2 separate regions of the Mus musculus genome follow, and region 1 is linked to region 2. Evidence: chromatin loops called from intact Hi-C (ENCODE). Cell type or tissue: left cerebral cortex. All regions are shown on one strand. Each heading gives the region's core, and the rest is flanking DNA. Links, peaks and the distances in the headings are about the cores only.

Region 1 (11,046 bases), core at 1,962-9,961, 1.3 Mb after region 2:
GTTTTTTTGAGACAGGGTTTCTCTGTATAGCCCTGGCTGTCCTAGAACTTACTCTGTAGACCAGGTTGGCCTCGAACTCAGAAATTTGCCTGCCTCTGCCTCCAGAGTGCTGGGATTAAAGGCGTGCCTCAACATGACGGGCTCAAGGTAACATCTTCTGTGATGATTTATATATTCTTGGTCCAGGGAGTGGCACGATCTGGAGGTGTGACCTTATTGGAATAGGTGTGACCTGGTTGGAATAGGTATGTCACTATGGGTGTGGGATTAAGACCCTAACCCTAGTTGCCTAGAAGTCAGTCTTCCACTAGCAGCCTTTGGATGAAGACATAGAACTCTCAGCTCTGCCTGTGCCATGACAGCCTGGATGCTGCCATGGTTTCACCTTGATGATAATGAACTGAACTTCTGAACCTGTAAGCCAGCCCCAATAAAATGTTGTTTTTATAAGACTTGCCTTGGTCATGGTGTTTGTTCACAGCAGTAAAAGCCTAACTAAGACATCTTCCTTCAAGTTTTAACTGAATCGATATGGATTATTCATAACCTCATATTACCTTCTGTTAATCTTGTCTTGTCTGATACATAATTTCTGAATTTTTGATGAACAACAAATGAAGTTAAATATGATGATATATTTTTAAATATTCTAAACACCCCCCTTGTTTCTAGCCAGTGGGCATGGAAGTAAAGAGCTGGCTTCCAGAGCCAGACATAAAAGACATGGTCTCAGTCCTATCTACTACTTACATGGGTGGCCTTGGGAAAATGTTTAGCTACATAGAATGCCTTCCCCTCTCCCTCTCATCTGTATAACGATAATAATAGGAAGCTGCTTTTTAGATATACTCTGAGGTGGAAGAAGATGAACAGGAGGAAATTAGTTGTTTTAAAATGGATAAATAATGTAGAATGTACTTAGAGAAGATTCTAGTCAAAGCTGAGAGCTGGAAGCTACTGAAGGCCTCACAAGTCCTCTTACTGAATTCTTTACTCTCATTCTGGTTGGTCTTTATTCACTTTGGAGGAATGAGCTCCCCTAAAGTTCTGGATTTCCTGAAGACATACTCTGTTGCTATTGCATTTTATTTGGTTTCTTATGGATTTCCACAACACCTTCACAGAAAAAGTGCCCTTAGTTATTTCAATTATTTCTGAATGTTAGCCCACAATCATTATACTGCTTTAGATATCTCCCTCATATTAGACTGTTTAGGTCTGTTTAATTACCTCACTCTGCCAAGCTTCCCGTGACTATTTCTTTTTTCTTTTTTGTTTTTTTAGATATTTAGCTCATTTACATTTCCAATGCTATCCCAAAAGTCTTCCATATCCACCCCCCATTACATTTCCCATTTAATAGTTGTAGTAGTAGTAGTAAGAGAGTGACAGAGGGACAGAGGGACAGAGAGATAGATATAGAACACACATGAATGTGTCATGGTATATGTGCAGAAAGGAGTGCAATTTAGCATTAGATATGGTTCTTTTCAGTGTGGGTTTTGAGGATTAATTCAGAATGTCAGTATTGTATGGCAAATACTTTTAGCTATTAGGATATCTCACAGAGTCCAAGTTGATTCTTTATAGATAAATTAGAAAACTTCAATTGGTTGAAATGGTAAACTTTGTCCATCTAATCAATAATGAGGAATTGGAACATATATGCAATCAGGACAGATCCCCCAGAAGGAATATGGATTGGTGTTACCCAATTAAAATACTCTTTCTTTGAAAGAATAGAATTGTTTGTGAAAAGTAAATTAATTTGGAAATTTGTGCTCTACCAGAGCATCTTTTTTCCCTAGTATAGTTAATCAACAGCTCTCTCAAATCATAGCACATTTGACTCAATGTCCTCAGTTGCAATTATATGATATTCACATTCATTATAACTTGGAATATGTAATTGCTGGGCATACCTAAGACTTTTTAGTCTAAAATACTGAATTTCAATGAGGAAATTTTAGAAGACAATACTTTTAAGTTTTACAAAAAACATGGACATATGCGAGTGGTATGAAACAAATGCCAGAGGTCTTCTGACTATAAGCAAGTATATTTTTACATGTGATAGGCAATATAAATGAACCTAGGCAATACTCATGATATTTTCAACAATATTCATAATTAAACAGTGTGAAATAATTTCTGTAAGTTAGTACTTTGTCCACATGGTACAAGGTGTTAAAAGCAGAATAGGCCTTGCCTTCTGTATTCAAAATAAGAGTTCAAAACCCACAAATATGAACATTTAATACTATCTTGATGCAGAAGAGTGTGAGGATCATTTCTGAGAACCGGAGGTTTGCCTCTTCTCTTTGAAGACTCAGACTTTCTATTGCTGTTCTATTGAACACCATGATCGAATGCAATGGGGGAGGGGCAAACAAAGTTCATTTCACTTATAGTACCACATAAAAGAGTTCAAGTACTGCCTACTGACTGACTCCCCATGATATCCTTAGCCTGTTTTCTTATTGAACACAGGATCACCAGCCCATAGATGGCACCACCCACAATTGGTTGGGCCCTCTATCATCAATTAATAATTAAGAAATGTCCTACACATTTGTTTGCCTACAGCCTGATCTTGTGGAGGCATTTTCTTAATTGACATTCTCCCCTCTCAGGTAGTTTAACCTATGTCCAGTTGACATGGACCTATCCAGCACAACTGACATTTTTCCATTTGATACACAAACACATTACTTTCAAGCCACAGGATTTTCTTTCTCATTCATCAACAATATATCACATTGGTAACATAAAAATATTTAAAGGTCTCATACTCTTTACAAGTTCAAACACATTAAAATTCAGTCTCTGTAAAAAAAAAAATAATCAAGTCTCTTTAAAAATCCAAAAATCTCTCTAAAAATTTCTAAGTCAAACTGTGGGCTCCTATAAAGTAAAAAATAAGTTAAATACTTTCCTACTTCAAGAGAGAATAACCAGTGATCAAAGTAAAGACAACCTCCTGACGATGTAAATAAGATAATGTCTAATATCTGGGCAGTACTCACCATCCAGGTACCTTTTGACTCACTTCACCAGCTCTACGTTCTGCAGCCCACACAGCTCTCCTTCTAAACTTGTGCAGGTCAACTTGACTGCCACTGTTCTTGTTTTAAATCCCATGATACTAACATCTACAAAATGCTGGGATCTGCTGCAATTGATAGTACTTTCACCAACAGCCTTTTCTAGGTTTTCCATAGTGCCAAGCCTCAACTTGTTTTTCATGACCCCTTTAGTCTTGTGTGTTCAAACTGCTACTGAGGCTGCAACTTCACCAATGGTGGGTCTTTTCTGGACTCTCAAAGTGCTTTCTCAGCTGTTCTCCATGATCCCATTATGACTTAGAAATTAGCACTACCTGGGCAACTCCTACACACCCAAGTTCAGCTGCCAGCATGAGAAACAATCTTAGTTGTTTCTAGAACATAGCTTCTTTGAATTGATATTCAGAAAATACTTCTCAGAATATTTCACCTCAATGATGCTGGCTTCTTAATCAATGCTAATTTCTTAGCCCCAACTAGCCAATTTCAACTCCTCCAATAAAACAAATTCACTTTATTGCTTCTTTTCTCTTGTTATTCACAGCTCTAACTGACCAGATGCCACAGATTCTCTCCATAAATGGCTCTGTACCTTTCATGCCTTCTGATTTCACAAGTCAAGCCTCCATTGTCTGTATGGTTCTTGACATTTTTATCTTCAAAACTCCAACAAAACAGTCCATTGAGCTCTTGATACTTAATAGTTCTTGTAGCCCATAGTTACAAAGTCCTTGCACAATTTTTACCAAAACCTGATCAGGTCTGTCACAGCAATGCCCCTCTATTCTGGTACCTACTTGTCTTAGGTATGATTTCCACTGCTGTGATAAAACACCATGACCAATGCAATAGGGAGAGGAAAGGGTTTATTTCACTCACAGTTCCTCAAAATGGAGACATTTTTCAATTGAGTTTTATACCTCTCAGGTGAGTTTAGCTTGTGACAAGTTGACATAAAATAATAAAGTGCAAAGACAAAGTTAAGACAAATTCGAATGCAGGAACAAACAAAGAAGATAGAAAAAAAGATGGGCATTAAAAGAATTAACTCAATGGATGGAACTAGAAAACACCATTCTGAGTGGGATAACCCAGACCCAGAAAGACAAACACTGCAAGACTTCCAGTGGTGGGACTGGGACACCAACTCAGCCACAAAACCTTTGACCTACAATCTGCCCACTTGTACTGGGACAGTGGTGGCAAAGAACCTGTGGAAGCTGACAACAAATGACTCATCTAACTTGAGGCTCACACTGTGGAAGAGAGCCCATGCCCATGCCCAAAACTGCCTGGATGACCAGAAACCAGAGGCTGGAAAGCCCAGAGACCTAGGCTAGAACCAAATACCCCTGGCCAAACAACAACAACAACAACAATAACAACAACAACAACAACAACAACAAAACAATGAAATATTTCTTAACATTGTTCTGATATACTTACAGATAAGTGCCTAGTCCAGTTGTCATCAGAGTTTGCCCCATGATCTGATGGGAGTAGATGCAGAGACTCACAGCCAAGTATAATGCAGGGAGAGAGGGAGAGAGGAGGGACACGCATTTGGAAGTCTCTATGTGGTCCCTCTCCTTCATCTCAGGGAACCATGAAGAAGAATAGGAGGAAGAATTGTGGGAACTGGAGGTATCAAAAACATGAGGAGAGCAAGACCAGTGAAGTCAACTAAACAGGCTTACAGGGGCCCACGATTGGGGTCAAAATCAGGGATCCTGCATGGATCTGACATAGGTCCTTTGCATATACATTATGGGTCTTTAGCTTGCATGATCTTAGACCGTTTTCCTCTTGTAGAGTTCCCTTGCCCTAACTCGATATGAGGGTTTGTGCCTTGTCTTATTATATGTTGTTGTGCAATGCTATGCTGATGTCCCAGGAGGCCTGTTGTTCTTTTGGGGGGAGAGATGGGAGGATGGTAGTGGAGTAAACCTGGAAGAGAGGGATGCTGGTAGGAAACTGAGAGGATGGAGGAGGGGGAAGGTACAGTCAGGATATATTATATGAAACAGGAATAAATAAAAATATTTTTAGAAGTAAATTCAAATCCGCAGCATTTGGTTAAGATCATGCTTTGGAAGGACTATGAAGAAATATAAAGTTACACTTATGGCTCCTGGTATTTAGGTTATGAGAAGTCTCAAAAACTCATTGAAGGGATTTAATTTCAGGAAAGCATTTTCAAGGCTGATTTTCCATATAGATAAATTGGAACAAGTAAGTAAGACAGTCAAGGCGCCCTGAAAGCAGGTACAGCAATTTAATTGATATTAAGGCATTGCGATTTATTTTTAAGTTACTTATACTGATATAATGAATAAGAATAATAAAGAGGAATAAGGTTTAACTGCATAATGCATTTTCGATGATGTATATTTTAAATGATATTTCAGATAGGTTAGCTGATATCTAGAAATGCACATTTGGAAGCCATCCAAAGCTCACAGGGTAGACGAAAACATACAGGGCCTCAAACATGCCCATGAGGACAGTCTTTGAAAAAGGTGTTAGCAGAGATCTAGGGGCAGGTGTCAGTATAAGAAGCTACATGCTCAGGGCCATGCCCCCTTAATCTTTGCTACCTCTGAGCACCTCTTAAGCAATATAGGTAACAAATAGATCCACACTTTACACATTTAGGTATTAACCTCCTGATAATGTTGCTGCAAATAATCCCAAGAGCTTAGCAGGGAAAATACCAAGAGACAGTTGTATTATAAGGAAGAACACTTCCTTTCTTGTATGAAATTTGTTCTGAAATCTGAGCAGTTACTACCCAGTTTCTCCTTCCATGTCATCCCTCCATGAGCATGGCATCTCATATTATAATGCAAAGGGACTAGAATAAGTGAGAAGGATGGCAGAGTTTTCAATATCAAAACAGAACTACTAAAATAAAAAAAAAATCGTGCCATAAAACTGCAGAATTGTCACTACAGATTAAGAGGGGAATCAGTTTTCAGTACATTTCATTGCTGAGTAAAAGAAATGTTTTGACAAAATAGGCTAACCTTTATCACCGTGTTATATCTGGATATTTGGTGTGCATCTGATTCAGTCCATGGTAGTGCTAGCTACTCTAGTCCCATTGCCAGAATAGTTTGTGGAGAATAAGTTCTCAGAGCTATAATACGAAACAGAGTTAGCCATTTACTGCCTCACTTTCAATTGAAGATTATATGATACATGTATATAATTTTTATCATTCCTGTGAGGTCTCAGTTTTTTTCACAATTCTTTACAGTTATTTTCCACTATAAACCTTTTGATGGATGAATTTTATCATTGCAGAAATATCAGACACTATGTGAAAAGGGGGACCACTAAAAGATCACATCCTTCATAATAAAATGATTCACAGTGGCCCTAGATAGGTTTAATACAATTAATTTTTCAGAAATTTTTATGTGAAAATTTCCAATTTTAATAGCACGAGTCTCATTAAGCATGCTCTATTTTATGAGGAATATATAGTACCCGTGAGGCATTGTAAATGTTATAACTCCAGTTCCCCCTGGTGGCAGAACCTTCAAAGTGAATGATTTTTGTCTGCAGGATTTGGAGAGCTGTGGGCTGGCTGGCTGATAACCTCCAGGAGACTACAAAGGGTTTATTCTTTGGATTGCAAAGGCTTTGGAGAAAGCTTCTCACCAAACCCCTTGGGACAAACACAGCTGAGGATAGAGAAGAAAGAGGTGATTTCAAATGTCATTTTTGTTTCTATGTAAAACAATGTTTAAAAGTTACTCTGTTGTTTTATCTCCCATTTCTGATTTTGTTAATTTGGATACTGTCTCTGTGTCCTCTAGGTTAGTTTGGCTAAGGATTTATCTATCTTGTTGATTTTCTCAAAGAACCAGCTCCTGGTTTTGTTGATTCTTTGTATAGTTCTTTTTGTTTCCACTTGGTTGATTTCAGCCCTGAGTTTGATTATTTCCTGCAGTCTACTCCTCTTGGGTGTATTTGCTTCTTTTTGTTCTAGAACTTTCAGGTGTGCTGCCAAACTGCGGGTGTATGCTCTCTCCAGTTTCTTTTTGCAGGCAATCAGAGCTATGAGTTTTCCTCTTAGCACTCCTTTCATTGTGTCCCATAAGTTTGGGTATGTTGTGCTTTCATTTTCAATAAATTCTAAAAAGTCTGTAAATTCTTTTTTTTTTTTTCAATTTCTTCCTTGACTAAGTTATTGAGTAGGACGTTGTCCAGCTTCCACATACATGTGGCCTTTCTGTTGGTTTTGTTGCCATAATCCGTGATGATCTGATAGGATGCATGGGGTTATTTCAAACTTTTTGTATCCCTTGAGGCCTATTTTGTGACTGATTACATGGTCAGTTTTGGAGAAGGTACTATGAGGTGCTGAGAAGGTGTATTCTTTTGTTTTAGAATGAATTATTCTATAGATATCTGTTAAGTCCATTTGGTCCATAACTTCTGTTAATTTCACTGTGTCTCTGCTTAGTGGGTGTTTCCATGATCTGTCCATTGCTGAGAGTGGGGTGTTGAAGTCTCCCACTATTACTGTGTGAGGTGCAATGTATGCTTTGAGCTTTAGTAAAGTTTCTTTTATGGATGTGGGTGGCCTTGTGTTTGGAGCCTAGATGTTCAGAATTGAGAGTTTTTCTTGGTGGATTTTTCCTTTGACCAGTATGAAGTGTCTTTCCTTATCCTTTATAATAACTTTTGGTTGAAAGTTGGCTTTATTCGATATTTAGAATGGCTACTCCTGCTTGTTTCTTGGAACTGTTTCCTTGGAAAATTGTTTTCCAGCCCTTTGTTCTGAGGTAGTGCCTGCCTTTGTCACTAAGGTGAATTTCCGGCAGGCAGCAAAATTTTGGATCCTATTTATGTATCCAGTCTGTTAGTCTATGTCTTTTTATTGGGAAATTGAGTCCATTGATGTTAAGAGATATTAAGGAACAGTGATTGTTGCTTTCTGTTATTTTTGATGTTATTTTTATGTTTGTGTGGCTATATTCTTTTGGGCTTGTTGAAAGTAGTTTACTTTCTTGCTGTTTCTAGGGTGTAGTTTCTCTCATTGTGTTGGCATTTGGCATCTATTATCCTTTGTAGGGCTGGATTTGTGGGAAGATAATGTGTAAATTTGGTTTTATTATGGAATATCTTGGTTTCTCCATGTATAGTAATTGATTTCTTGGCATTCTAGTGTGAGTTGGAGTTTGTGTTTTCTTAGGGTCTGTATTACATTTGCTCAGGATCTTTTAGCTTTCATAGTCTCTGGTGAGAAGTCTGGTGTAATTCTGATAGGTCTGCCTTTATATGTTACTTGACCTTTTCCCCCTACTGCATTTAATATTCTTTGTTTTGTGCATTTGCTATTTTTTTGACTATTATGTGACGTGACCAATTTCTCTTCTGGTCCAATCTATTTTGAGTTCTGTAGGGTTCTTGTATGTTTCTGGGCATATCTTTCTTTCTCTCTCTTTTTTTTTTTCCGAGACAGAGTTTCTCTGTGTAGCCCTGGCTGTCCTGGAACTCACTCTGTATACCAGGCTGGCCTCGAACTCAGAAATTCACCTACCTTTGCCTCCCAAGTGTTGGGATTAAAGGCGTGCGCCAGCATGCCGCATGGGCATATCTTTCTTTAGGTTAGGGAAACGTTCTTCTATAATTTTGTTGAAGATATTTATTTACTAGTCCTTTAAATTGGCACTCTTTGCTCTCTTATATACCTACTATCCTTAGATTTGGTCTTAACAAAATCAGAAATTGAAAGGGAGACATAACAACAGAAACTGAGGAAATCCAAAAAAAACATCAGATTCTACTACAAAAGCTTATTCTCAATAACACTGAAAAATATGGAAGAAATGGACAATTTTCTAGACAGATACCAAACAACAACGTTATATCAGGACTAGATAAGCCATCTAAACAGTCCCATAGCCCCTAAAGAAATAGAAGCACTCATTAAAAGTATCCCAACCAAAGAAAGCCCAGGACCAGATGGGTTTAGTGCAGAGTTCTATCAGACGTTCAAAGAAGACCTAATGCCATATTCTTTAAACTGTCCCACAGAAAAGAAACAGAAGGAACACTACCTAATTTGTTCTATGAAGCCACAGTTACTCTGATACCAAAACCACACGAAGACCCAACAAAGAGAGAACTTCAGAGCAATTTGCCTTATGAATATCGATGCAAAAATATTCAATAAAATTCTTGCAAACTGAATCCAAGAACACTTCAAAAGGATCATTCACCACGATCAAGTAGGCTTCATCCCATGGATACAGGGATGTTTCAATATATGGCAATCTGTCAACGTAATCTACTATATAAACAAACTCAAAGAAAAGAAACTCACATGATCACTTTATTTGATGATGAAAAAGCATTTGACAAAATCCAACATCCCTTCATGAAAAAAGTCTTGGAAAGATCAGGATTTTAATGCCCATACCCCGAGACACCTGTTAAATCCTTCATGTTGGGGCAAAACAAATCAGCATCCTCTCTATACTCAAAGTGTAAATGAGCTGAAAAAGAATTAGAGAAACATGTGAATTCACAATAGTCACAAACAATATAAAATACCTTGGTGGGACTCTAACCAAACAAGTGAAAGATCTGGATGGCAAGAATGTGAAGTCTCTGAAGAAAGAAATTAAAGAAGACCTCAGAAGATGGAAAGATCTCCCATGCTTTTGGATTTGCAGGATTAATATAGTAAAAATGGCCTTCTTGCTGAAAGCAATCTACAGATTCAATGTAATTCCCATCAAAATTCCTACACAATTTTTCATAGAGTTAGAATAAGCAATTCTCAGTTTCATTTGGAATAACAAAAAGTCCAGGATAGCAAAAACTACTCTCAATAATAAAAGAACTTCTGTTTTGCAAATTGTATCTTGGGTATTCTACATTTCTGGGCTAATACTCGCTTATCAGTGAATACATATCATGTGTGTTCTTTTGTGATTGGGTTACCTCACTCAGGATGATATCCCCCAGATACATCCATTTGCCTAAGAATTTCACGAATTCATTGCTTTTAATAGCTGAGTAGTACTCCATTGTGTAAATGTACCACATTTTCTTTATTCATTCTTCTGTTGAGGGACATCTGGGTTCTTTCCAGCTTCTGGCTATTATAAATGAGGCTGCTGGGTGGGTTGGGGAGCATGGTGGGGGGAGGGTATATGGGACTTTGGGGATAGCATTTTAAATGTAAATGAAGAAAATATCTAATGAAAAATATTTATAATAAATAAATAAATAAATAAATAAATAAATAAATGAACTTCTGGGGGATTCACCATCCCTGACCTCAAGCTATACTACAGAGGAATAGTGTTAAAAGCTGCATGGTACAGTGACAGGCAGGCAGATCAATGGTATAGAATTGAAGACCCAGAAATGAGCCTACATACATTTGGTCATCTTTCACAAAGGAGCTAAAACCATCCAGTGGAAAAAAGACAGCATTTTCAACAAATGGTGCTGGTTCAGCTGGCAGTCAACATGTAGAAGAATGCAAATTGATCCATTCTTATATCATTGTACCAAATTCAAGTCCAAGTGGATCAAGGACCTCCACATAAAACCAGATATACTGAATCGAATAGAGGAGAAAGTGTGGAAGAGCCTCAAGCACATGGCCACAGGGGAAAAGTTCCTGAACAGAATATCAACAGCTTATGCTCTAAGATCAAGAATTGACAAATGGGACCTCATAAAATTGCAAAGCTTCTGTAAGGCAAAGGACACTGTCAATAGGACAAAATGGCAACCAACAGACTGGGAAAAGATCTTTACCAACCAGTCATCTGATAGATGGCTAATATCCAATATATCCAAGGACTCGAGAAGGTAGACTCCAGAAAATCAAATAACCCTATTAAAAATGGGGAGCAGAGCTAAAGAGAATTGTCAACTGAGGAAACTCGAATGGCTGAGAAGCACCTAAAAAAATGGTGAACATCCTTAGTTGTCAGGGAAATACAAA
Region 2 (11,046 bases), core at 940-8,939:
TTTGCTCACCGTCTTTCAGATCTTTTTAAGAATGTGCATTTGAGATCTGGGGATATAACTCATTGGTAAAATGATTGTGTAGCATTCATGAGGCCCTGAGTTTAGTCCCCAACATTGTAAAAGAGAAATATATGTTGCCATCTTAAATGATTTTGCCTATGGGGCTTTTTTATATAAAAGATAAACCTCTACTTGAAAATGGAGAAGAAACCTAACAAAAAGGAGGAGCTGACCCTTGTGAATAATGTGTTAAAGCTGGCTACGAAACTGCTGAAGGTGAGACCTGTGGAGGGTGCGCTGCCCTGCCTGCCCTGCCTGTGCACGGTGTGCTGCGCTGCACTACACTGCCATGAACCCTATTCTCTGTCTGCCTTCTGCCTGCCTAAGTGGCTTCCAAATGACATTCGAGCACATGTGCACAGGTTTTTTGTTTGTTTTGTTGTCATTGCTTAAGTAGCCCAAATAATTGATTTGAAAAGTATGTGAAAACTTTTACTATACTATAGATATGGATTCGTGTGTGTGTGTGTGTGTGTGTGTGTGTTTAATCTATTTCATCTAGAATATTAGGAACCATTTCACAAAAGAAGGCTAGACATTAACTCAGAAGTTCTTTTTATTTTATGTTTCATAAAGCAGTCTTCTGTGTGACCCATGTTAGCTTAAAAATCAATAATAAAACTAAACCTTATTTTTAAAGGAAGAAAATCAGTGATAGACATAGATATATATACAGGTCATCAGTATTTAATTTGAAAATTATTTTTGATAAATTAAAGACTATAGTCTTGTGTTTGATGTCATAATATCCTTGGGATTGAGTTTTTTTATTATTATTAATTTTGTAACAGGATCTTAACTTTGTAGCTCTGATTTGCTCAGTATTAACTGTGTTTCCCAAGGTGACTTCAAACTTGTGGCAACGTCCTGCCTCAGCCTCCCGAGTGCTGGGGTAGAGTATGCCACCATGCCTTGCTCTTGGGATAATGAAATGGGACTTTTCGCCATTGCTTTATGGTATTGCTTTTTTTGTTGTTGTTGTTAAAACAAAAATATATTTAAGAATCTCAATTTCTATAACTAATAGAGCATACTACTTAAGAGTTTTAAATTTTTAGAGAATGGTATGAAATTAGTTGTGACCCAGTAATAGGGTTATTCCACTGTCAACTAAAATATTGATTGGTTGTAGACTGTACCTCACAGGAAATTGGACATCAAAAAGGTTCAGAGGAGGCAAGAAAGGGATAATTATTAATTGCTTTCTTTTAAAAGTTTTTCTTTCAAAAGTCTTATTACAACAGGTGTTAGAGAAGAGAAAGAACACAGACACATCTTTCCCCTATTTTTTTTTTCCAAAAAGATGCCATGAGTTGATGGTTTTCTGTTTGCTTAATCTTTTGTATTGGGTATCTTCAGGTATTGGTCTGGCTGACAGCAGGAACTATTAAACTGTAAAGCAGAGACAGTCACAATGCTTGATCTGCTTCGGTCCAATCCAGAGCTTGGCGTTAATGTGACTTGGACTCTCCCTCTCACTTTCCACGGCCCAGAAACTCACAAGGCCATGATTCCAAGGCCATGTACTCTGTAGCCCACCCCCTTTCCCTGTTAGTACTGGCCTCCATGAGACCCCGTCTCTTCCTTGAGAATCTGGCACACAGAACTTCTTGCTTCTGGAGTTACTGCTCTTTATCTTCCAGCCCAGAGACCCTTTTCCACTTAACACTGCCATGCTGTACCCGCTCAAGATCTTCTAGTGTCAGTTTATTGTCAAGTCTGCCTAAGGGAAAGCCAGTTCTCAGTCAGTGTACTGCTTTGTGTTTGGGCTCTTCCAGGGCTCAGCAGGGGGTAGCACCTTTGCTCTGGCTCTCAGGAGTGCCTTTCTTTCTTTCTTTTTTTTTTTTTTTTTCTTTTTTTTTTTTTTTTTTTTGTTGTTTGTTTTTTTGAAACAGGGTTTCTCTGTATAGCCCTGGCTGTCCTGGAACTCACTTTGTAGACAAGGCTGGCCTCGAACTCAGAAATCCGCCTGTCTCTGCCTCCTGAGTGCTGGGATTAAAGGCGTGCTCCACCACCACCAGGCAGGAGTGCCTTTCTTAAGCCCCGCCTTTGTAAGCCTTGGCCACTGGTCTCTGGTAAAGGATCAGATTGTTTTATTAGTTGCATGTTTATTAAACTATATAAAGCCTTTCAGTTCTAGGACTGAATTTTGTCTTCCCAGAGCCAGCATGGTGCCTGACATATAATAGACCTTTTAATATTTGAATCATCCAATCAATTACCAAATTGTATATTTGAAGATAATTAAATAAGTTTTTATTCAAATATTAATATTATCAGAAGACTTGGCTAATGATACTAGTAATTCTACAAGAGTAGTATTCTCTTTTAGATTCTACTCCAGCTCTTATCTCTAAACATATTCTCTAATTTCCTATAGCTAGTTGGTCAGCACTACACATTCATCATAACAAGAATTGGAGCTATAGATTTATAAAATTATTTTAAAGGAAGTCACTTTTCTTAAAAAATAAAACCACTATTAAAATTTACTTATCTCAAGCTTGGATAATATCATTCTTTCTTAAAATATCCATAATTTATAACATTTGGATAGTGATTTCTAACTCTCTTGAATATTGAGGATTTCACTGGAAATTCTTGTAGGACCTAAGGCTAACGTTTCGTCTCTTCTGCTAGGAATTGGACAGTCCCTTTAGGTTGTATGGACTTACAATGAATCCGCTGCTGTATAACATCACCCAGGTTGTCATCCTTTCGGCTGTTTCCGGTGTCATCAGTGACTTGCTTGGATTTAATTTAAAGGTAACAGCATGCAAGTTTTGTTTTGTTTTATTTTCTTTAATCCTGTCACTCTTTTGAGATTTCACATGCATAATAGGGTCATTTTGGCAAGTTTGTATACAGTTAGTAACAACTTCAGGGACATATAAAGATGTCATGGATTCTCATAGTAGTAGAACTTGTAATGTGGAATACAATCATTATATGTAAGGTGTGTGTGTGTGTGTGTGTGTATTCATATTCTAGGGTGAGTAAGAGGAACCATTTTTTTTCCTTATTAATTGAAACTAATTCTCATGATTCAGCAATGAAGAAAAGCCATATTCTCTTGTTGGCCAAAAATGTATTATTATATAGTAGTGGATACGTACTTCGGTACATGAACAAATAAATGTTAGTAGGAAGTATAAATAGTGTATTAAACAAGTAGTAGATGTATGTTGACATTTCTCAGGAAAAGCAAAGGAGAAATCCAACTTTGATCACTATACTTCAGATGAGTTATTAACCACGGAAGGATAATGGAGTTGCATGGCCTGCAAGTGGAGTGTAGGGATAACTGTAGTAAGCGCCATGTCAATAACAATCTTGACTTGTAATTCTTTATAGCTGTGGAAGATCAAATCGTGACAGTTGAGAGAAATGGAGGTGTAGCCGGGATGCCAGAGCACGAGCGCTGATGGAGCTGGCTGGAAGCAGTGGGTGGCTCTGCTCCAGGAGTCTACTGGGAAAGAAGTGTTTACATCAGAATGTATTGTGCAATTCTTATATTTATTTTACTTGTCCACTGGTTTTGTTTTGTTTTGTGTGTGTGTGTGTGTGTATGTTTGTTTTCTTTCTTTTTTTCCTTTTAAACATTTAGTTTGTTTTAAGCATTGAAGTTTTTCATTGTTGAAAGGGTGGCAGAGCGGATCCAGATACCTGAGATCCTGGTAATTGTTGACGTAATTGACAAGCAGATTGTGAAAACAGAAGCCATTGCTAAGCACTGTTTCTTCATTAATGCCGTGAACTTGCCTTACTTGAGGAATACGTCTTTAACTCTGAAATAGTGCGTTGTCTCAGCTAAACACATGTCCTCTGGTAAACCAGGGTCCGCTCAGGATCGCTCTTGAAATACTTCAGAACAGTACTGGGATCTAGACTGACTAAGCTGCAGTTGAAGCACCCTTCAGTATTAATAGATGGTGTTGTATAACAGGTCAACAAGTGCTCTTTGATAATAAAACTCTTAATGGAGCAATAATTGTAAATGGTTACCATACTGTAAAATATTTTGATAAAAATTAATTAGTAATAAATGTATTTATTTAAAACACTGAGCTGTTTGCACAGCTCCAACTGTGCATGCTCAAAATGTGCACTTTTTAAAATGGTTTCTTTTGGTGTATATCTCTATGTGGATATGTTACAGTGTACTAGGGCATAATATGGTATCCTTTTGAGTGAGGTCTATCCTCATCTCACAAGTGAAGTGCCTATTGTTATTACTAAATAAAGTGCGTTACGTTTACTCAAAAGAATTTCCCATGGTACACTATAGCGTATGCTGTTCCTACCACACTTAAATAAAGCTTAAGAATAAAGTTGTCTGATTGCTAGTTATAAAATTTCCAAATTTTCCAGAAGGACAGCTCCAGCCTACCAGTTCTAGCTTCCAGATTTAATCTGGTGCACCCCTCCCCTGGCTCCATTACATAAGGGCTATTTTTAGATGCTTTTAACGTGGAAAGCTAGCTGCTCTCCCCTTCAGTAACTTGTCCGTGTCCGGTGGGAGCTTATCATGTTTCCCTTTGGCAAATAGGGCAGATATGATAGTCCCTACATCGGGCCTTGATTCTAAGTTGTTACCTTTGTACAATCAGTAGTGTTTTAAGAATTACATGAAACAATGTTTTTGTGATTGTCTTGTTTAAGCCAACCATTTGGTTTTTAAAACAAAGAAATTATTTGAAACAATCTAGGATTTTCTTGGTGCAAAGTCATATTGAATATATTCATATTTTTAGCATATTTTAAGGTCTTTAAAATAATTAATTGTAAATAATTTATTTGATTGGTGCAGTTCTAATTCGCAAATCACTCTTAAAATCAGGATGTGTAGAGACCAGAGCCATGTGTTAAATGTTGCCCTTCCCATTCCTCTGAGCAACCTCAGCTAAGCCTCACTGGAGAGTGCTCTCTGTATAGGAAACGGCAGACAGCATTGTGTTCCGTCTGCCTGCGCTCTAATATGTCCAATAATGACCAAAGTGCATTCTGGGTATTTTTCGAGGAATGTATTACTGGAGCTTTAAGAACATACTTAGTTTCTCATGTGAAGAATTAGGCTTTGTCTGATATGTTCCTTCCTATATTGTCTAATTTGAGGTTGTTTTTAGGCACTATATTTTATAAACTTTTTCAAAATAAGGTACATACCTATACAGAACTTACCATTTTGCACAGAGTATATCAAATATATTTTGAGAATAAAAAAGTACAGCATGAGTTCTGTTAGGAATAAAGTGAGATTGTTGTATCTTAAAAAACTTATTTCAGATTGGAGGTATTTTTGAGAAAAGTAGCTGAGTATACTGACTTAGGAAAATGCTTGCTTTAGGTTGCAGCTGTGTTTAACGTAGAGTTGGGGTGGATTGTACAGTATCGGCCGTGCCGTTAACGTGGGCAGCAGTAGAGTTCTAGGAGGAAAATGTGCTAAGCAGCTTCATAGTTCACAGAGCCATTTCAGAGTAGTAAGTGACATCCCTGCCTTTAAGTATACCATGAATGTAAGAAGTAGAAGTTGTAACATATCACATCATAGAGAAAAAGCAACCCAGAGGTAGAATTATGGCAAATGCTGTGTGCTGTTTCTTTGCCGTGTGTTTTTAAAAGTTTGAACAGCAAGTTTAAAATAAAACATTATAAGACTGACTTGTGTGTGTTTTTTTAAGTGTGGGTTGGTTTTTGTGCTTACTGTAATATAAGCTGTACTTACTGCCCTTTAGACAAGGACGGTGAAAATAAAGTTTTAACTGTACCTCAGCACTTCATAGTTTGTTTAAGTCCTGATAACATGATAGGCTAACTCTGTGTACACCAGGAAGCTTGGACCTGGGGACACTTGTATTGGAATGTAAAAAATGACTGTGGCCTGGGATGCTGAAGTTCAGTAGCGGGACTAATGGGAAAATTGATGCTGGCTAGCTGGAGCTAAGGAATTAGCGGTGATTAAGAAGAGACCAGCAGGCTGGTGAGATGGCTCAGCAGGTAAGAGGACTGACTGTGCTTTCAAAGGTCCTGAGTTCAAATCCCAGCAACCACATGGTGGCTCACAAACCACCCGGCCAACAGAGGGAGCGGAGGTTCTAAATTCAATTCCCAACAACAAATGAAGGTTCACAACCATCTGTACAGCTACAGTGTGTGCTCATATACATAAATAAATAAATCTTTAAAAAAAAAAAGAAGAAGAAGAGACCAGCATCACTGAGGTGAAATCTTCTGGAAATTGTTTTCTGGGAGCACAAAGAAGCTGTGTTCCAGAGATACCCAAGGTTGTACCTCATGCTGCGGCTGGACTTGGTAATGTGTAAGAGTCACTCAGGTGGTACTGCTTGTGAAGGAATGAAGGGATCATGGAGAGAAGCTGAGGCTTAGCACTGTGAGAGGCCAGGGAAGGCCATTGGAGAAGATTGAAGCCTCAGCTGTAGTTGATGGCCCAGGACTGAAGGGGTCATGTAAAGGATTTGAGGCTTGGCGCCCTGAAGAGAGCCTATGAGAGAGGCTATTGGTGAAGCCTAGTTGGAGTGGAACACCCCAGTGTATTGGAGATGTGATATTTTTAAAAACACAGTTTTGCCACATGAATCATGCTGAGAGATTATAGCCAACAAGGTAAACATTCCCAATGGACACAGGTGGCGCTCAGATTAATCAGGGACCATCAAGTCTACTTTACCTTTTTTTTTTAAGATTTATTTATTTACTTATTTATTATATTTGAGTACACTATCACTGACTTCAGACACTCCAGAAGAAGGTGTCAGATCTCATTACAGATGGTTGTGAGCCACCATGTGGTTGCTAGGAATTGAACTCAGGACCTTCAGAAGGGCAGTCAGCGCTCTTAACCACTGAGCCATCTCTCCAGCTCTTCAAGTCTACTTTCAAACTTACCTTACTTAGAGCTAGTCCTCAAGACAGGGTTTCTCTGTGTAGCCCTGACTATCCTGGAACTCACTTTGTAGATCAGGCTAGCCTCAAACTCAGAAATCCACCTGCCTCTGCCTCCCAAGTGCTGGGATTAAAGGCGTGCGCCACCACTGCCCGGCTAGAGCTAGTCCTTTTAAGGACTCGTCTCTGAGACCAGGATTAGCCATATGGTTAGCACTTCTGTCATCTACTCTGTTATATTCCCACCTTTCTTCTGCCACCCCACAAAGACTTAGCACAAATGCCCACTGCGTTGTTGTGCACACTCCACCCCTTCATTGTAGTACTTACTTTCTGGGGAAGCTAGGAGGCCATTCTGAGTGTTTCTACTGCTTTCATATCGCCCTCAACATAACAGCCCCATATCGGACACCAAGCAAGAGTGTCACTAACCCAATCTAACACTATACCCACAGTAGCATGGGACTCCATAGATTGGAGGCCCAGCCCAGGCTCCAGGGTTCCTGTCACTTCAGAGCCAAGCCAAGCTCAGTAGTAGGATATCTGCTTGAGAAACAGGGCTTCTGGGACTAGAGCTCAACCATTAAAGACTAGGCTCACAACCAAAAATATAAGAGAAGCAGGGCTCTGGCCATGCTTTTCTTTGGTGTACTTAGTTTGTTTAAGCAGTTTCTAAAACCCAGGCAGAGTTTTCCAAAAAGCATATTAGGAAGAGTGAAGACGAGGGAAGTGCATTGGTAATAAAAGGCCCGCTCTGAGGTACACCCACCTTCTAGGACCCTCCTCCTCTTTGGAAGCCCATGCAATTCTGAATTCTGCAGTTAGAAACTCTATGGGAACTTCATCACGTGATCACATCCGTGTGGTGTGTTAACTCCCTTTCTGGCCCCTTATCTCTGTAGACTGGGAAATGGGATTGAAAGCTTCTGTATAATTGTGGGAGTAGATGATGGGTTGAGTCAAAAGCTCTTACACACTGCCTCATATAAAGGCCTCATTAGACCAACAAGATAGGTTAGACCACAGGCCACAAAGATAGGTTACACCTGTCCACAGGTGGGCAGGTAATGACAAAACCCATACGGTCCATGCTCCCATTGCAGATGTCATCCGTGGTGGCATCTTGACTAACCACAGCACTTAACCATAGGAAAATATTCTGGAAGAACAAAGAAACTGCCTATCTGAATTCCTAGTGAGCACGTGTATAAACTTAACTTCAGCAGACCTTGCTGTGTGCCCTTCTGAGAACAACATTGCCTCCTGGTCTTGGACTCTCACTTTGGGCTTTCTGGTTTAATGTTAACCATATAACGGGTTTCATTGTGGCATTTTCAAATATACTTTAGTTCATTCCCCTCTTCACAGCCCCCGCCCCCTGCCCAAGCTTGAATGTTCTCAACTGTCGTCTATAGATGGGAAAACTTGACTTTGGAGGCTATTAGAAGAGGGAGCATTAACAGTCAACAAGGGCAGCTTGATGCCCTTGAGTAGGCCCACCTGAACTTGAAGGTGGTGGTGGCAGATCATCCTGTTCAACCCAGTAGAATCCATAACAATCTCTCAGCACCAACGTACTGACTGCAAGAGGACGGTGATGAATAGGAAGCAGAAGACATGTTCACGCGGGGTCTGCACTTCCAAGGAAGATGAAACCAATACATCTGCAAATAAATTACCAGGTGTAGATCTGAAGGAAAGCACAAACTGGTCACAGCATTCAGAAACCAGTCTGCTTTACCATAAAGCAATTCCCTTAGTCCAAATGTTGGGCATTTTTTGACATTCTAGTAGTGGTTACGGCTGTGTGAATTGACTTCTGGGTCTCCTATGCTGTTCCACCAGCCTCAGTTTACCTTGCGCTAATGTCACGCTGGTTTTGCTACAATGGCTCTGGATTGTAACTTGAAACCAGGTATCAGGACCCCTCAGCATAGTGCTTTTTGCTCAGGATTGCTTTGGCAAAACTAGTGTGACATTAGCGCAAGGTAAACAGACGCTGGTGGAACAGCATAGGAGACCCAGAAGTCAATTCACACAGCCGTAACCACTACGAGAATTTTGTCAAGGATGTGAAAAACATTCACTGGAGAAAAGACATGTGGGCCTCCCTACTCTCGTGCATGGTGGCTGATAGAATCCACACGGGCAGTGGGAACAGAGAGCTGGAACCCGGTCGGAAGTGCTGTGAGTACCTATGTAGTACAGCGAATAAACCACACCAGACCCAGAGTCAGTAGTAGATCAACTTTACATAGGGGGATTGAAGGCTTATAAAGTTTTGGGGGACTGAGGGTAGGAACCTCTAGGATGGACAAAGGTCATTGACTGGGGACTTAGGCTACCTGGAGTGCCTCATTAGCATGGGGGAGCATTTCAGGAACCTCAGGGGCTGGCTGGACAGGTTTTGTCAGGAGAAAGGAAATTGGTGCTATAAACTGAGGCTACATGACATTCCTCAGGTAGAGGCGAGTGTAGGGGCTTAGATTCTGCAGACAAGATCAGAGAAGGAGAAACCTGCTAACGAATGGGAGTCTTCCATAGTGTGCTGAGCCCAGAGGCTATTTGGTCATGGTGGACTTTGACCTTAACAGTTTTCCCACAGACATATAAGCCATATATATGATGTGAAAATAGAAATTATACTGTCTTAGTAGAAGGGGGGATAAAGGGTAAATGTGGCCATATATATCACGTGATATACTTGAATGAAAATGTCTTAATGGAATTTACTTTGTAAATAAGAATGTAAAATTTTAAATGCCAATGAAAATTGCTAAAACAATAGAAAATAAGGCTTTAGGCAGAATCACTTGGATTAACTATTATAGAAAAAAATTTAAATAGAACTCTACATTTTTGTTTAAGCAAGTCCACAACACCCCAAGTGCCTGGCGTGTTTTAGGGTGGGACAAGTTGCAGCCTCTAATAACACAGTTTCTCTAGTAGCACTTCATGTAAGGCGTTGGATTTCTGGGAGGCAGTGTGTGTGTGTGTGTGTGTGTGTGTGTGTGTGTGTGTGTGTGTGGTGAGGGTGGGGCACAAAGTTTCTCTGCCTTTAAAAAGCTGTCCTGATTAAAGAGAACCCGCATGAGGGGCAGGTAATCTAGAGTTGACGTTTTTCCTCCTCACCACGGCCCCTCATCATAGCACATTAGGTTTCACCCCTGACTCATCCCAAGTGAGCTGTTCTTTGTTCATGCTTTGAAACGGAGCCTGGCTGCCCACATGTGGCTCTTCAGTTACAGGTGTTCATAGTTCCTTGAAGCCAGTGTGGCTACCTCCCCACATGCACCCACATTTTACCCTCTGAGCGGGCCGGAACCTGAGTGGATCTCATTAATGGGTCCTTATTTAAAACCCGTCCCATTGATCTACCCAGGTCTAAAGCATGGCTCTCACGATTGTCTCTTAATTGCTTCCAGGCTTGCCTCCTTCTCAACAGAACCCTAAAGCTGGCTGATGGCATTCTGGACAGCTTGCCCTTCATCTTTCACTCTGTGTTCTAGTTCCTAGCAGGTATGAGATTGAAGGCCACCTTCCCTGATAGTGACAACACTTTTGCACTTGGCTATTTAAAGATTGTTTCATTTGACCCTTTGTTAGCAACTTACTTAATCATCTTTAAACTTATTGCAAAGCTCTAGGTCTGCTTGTAATTTAAGCCCACCTCCGTGCTCCCTCTAATGGGATCGAGCATTACAGAGCTAGGGCATAAGACACTGTTTATTTCAGCCCAGATCTGAGTGCTCTAAATCATACAGGGTGGGTATTTAGCAAAGCTGCTCACTGAAGGGAGGATAATAGAAAAACCAAGATGGGATTTTGTAGACTAAGACCTCTTTGTGATGGACGCTAAGCCTGTTTATAAGAATGACCCAGAAACCTTAAAAACACCCACTTTGTCCTTTGAATGGCTCCAGGGACGTGGACCTGATTGGGGTCGTGAGGGAATGAAGAAGTGACAGAAAAGACACACAGGAAGCTGCAATCAGGTATCTGGGCTCTCTGCTGGAAGAACCTCGGCACCATAGAAGCCTGCTTCTTTCATAGAGTTGAACAGAGGCAGGTTAACAAGGAGTG

The links. Peaks named below come from ENCODE experiments on the same cell type or tissue, not always from the same donor. Only the 100,000 strongest peaks of a DNase experiment are listed, where the experiment ranks them.
Region 1: a loop joins it to region 2, with 3 times the contacts of the local background. A loop is called at or near these places in 2 of 42 quality-filtered maps.

Annotation. Positions count from the first base shown.
Region 1 is chr5:19,425,054-19,436,099 of GRCm38, reverse strand. All of the region lies in intron 1 of Magi2 (membrane associated guanylate kinase, WW and PDZ domain containing 2), which reads right to left. Among named protein-coding and RNA genes, the nearest start is that of Gm25335, 85 kb to the left of the region's middle. In left cerebral cortex, for the core only: a CTCF peak has its summit at 6,588 (motif pointing left); a DNase peak (open chromatin) is centred at 6,602.
Region 2 is chr5:20,753,444-20,764,489 of GRCm38, reverse strand. Phtf2 (putative homeodomain transcription factor 2) reads left to right here. Exons shown (of 18, transcript NM_172992.3): 16 at 181-276; 17 at 2,701-2,826; 18 at 3,415-5,826. The coding sequence ends at 3,435. Among named protein-coding and RNA genes, the nearest start is that of Gm52806, 18 kb to the left of the region's middle. In left cerebral cortex, for the core only: no CTCF peak of the experiment used is centred there; DNase peaks (open chromatin) are centred at 3,476, 4,493 and 5,482.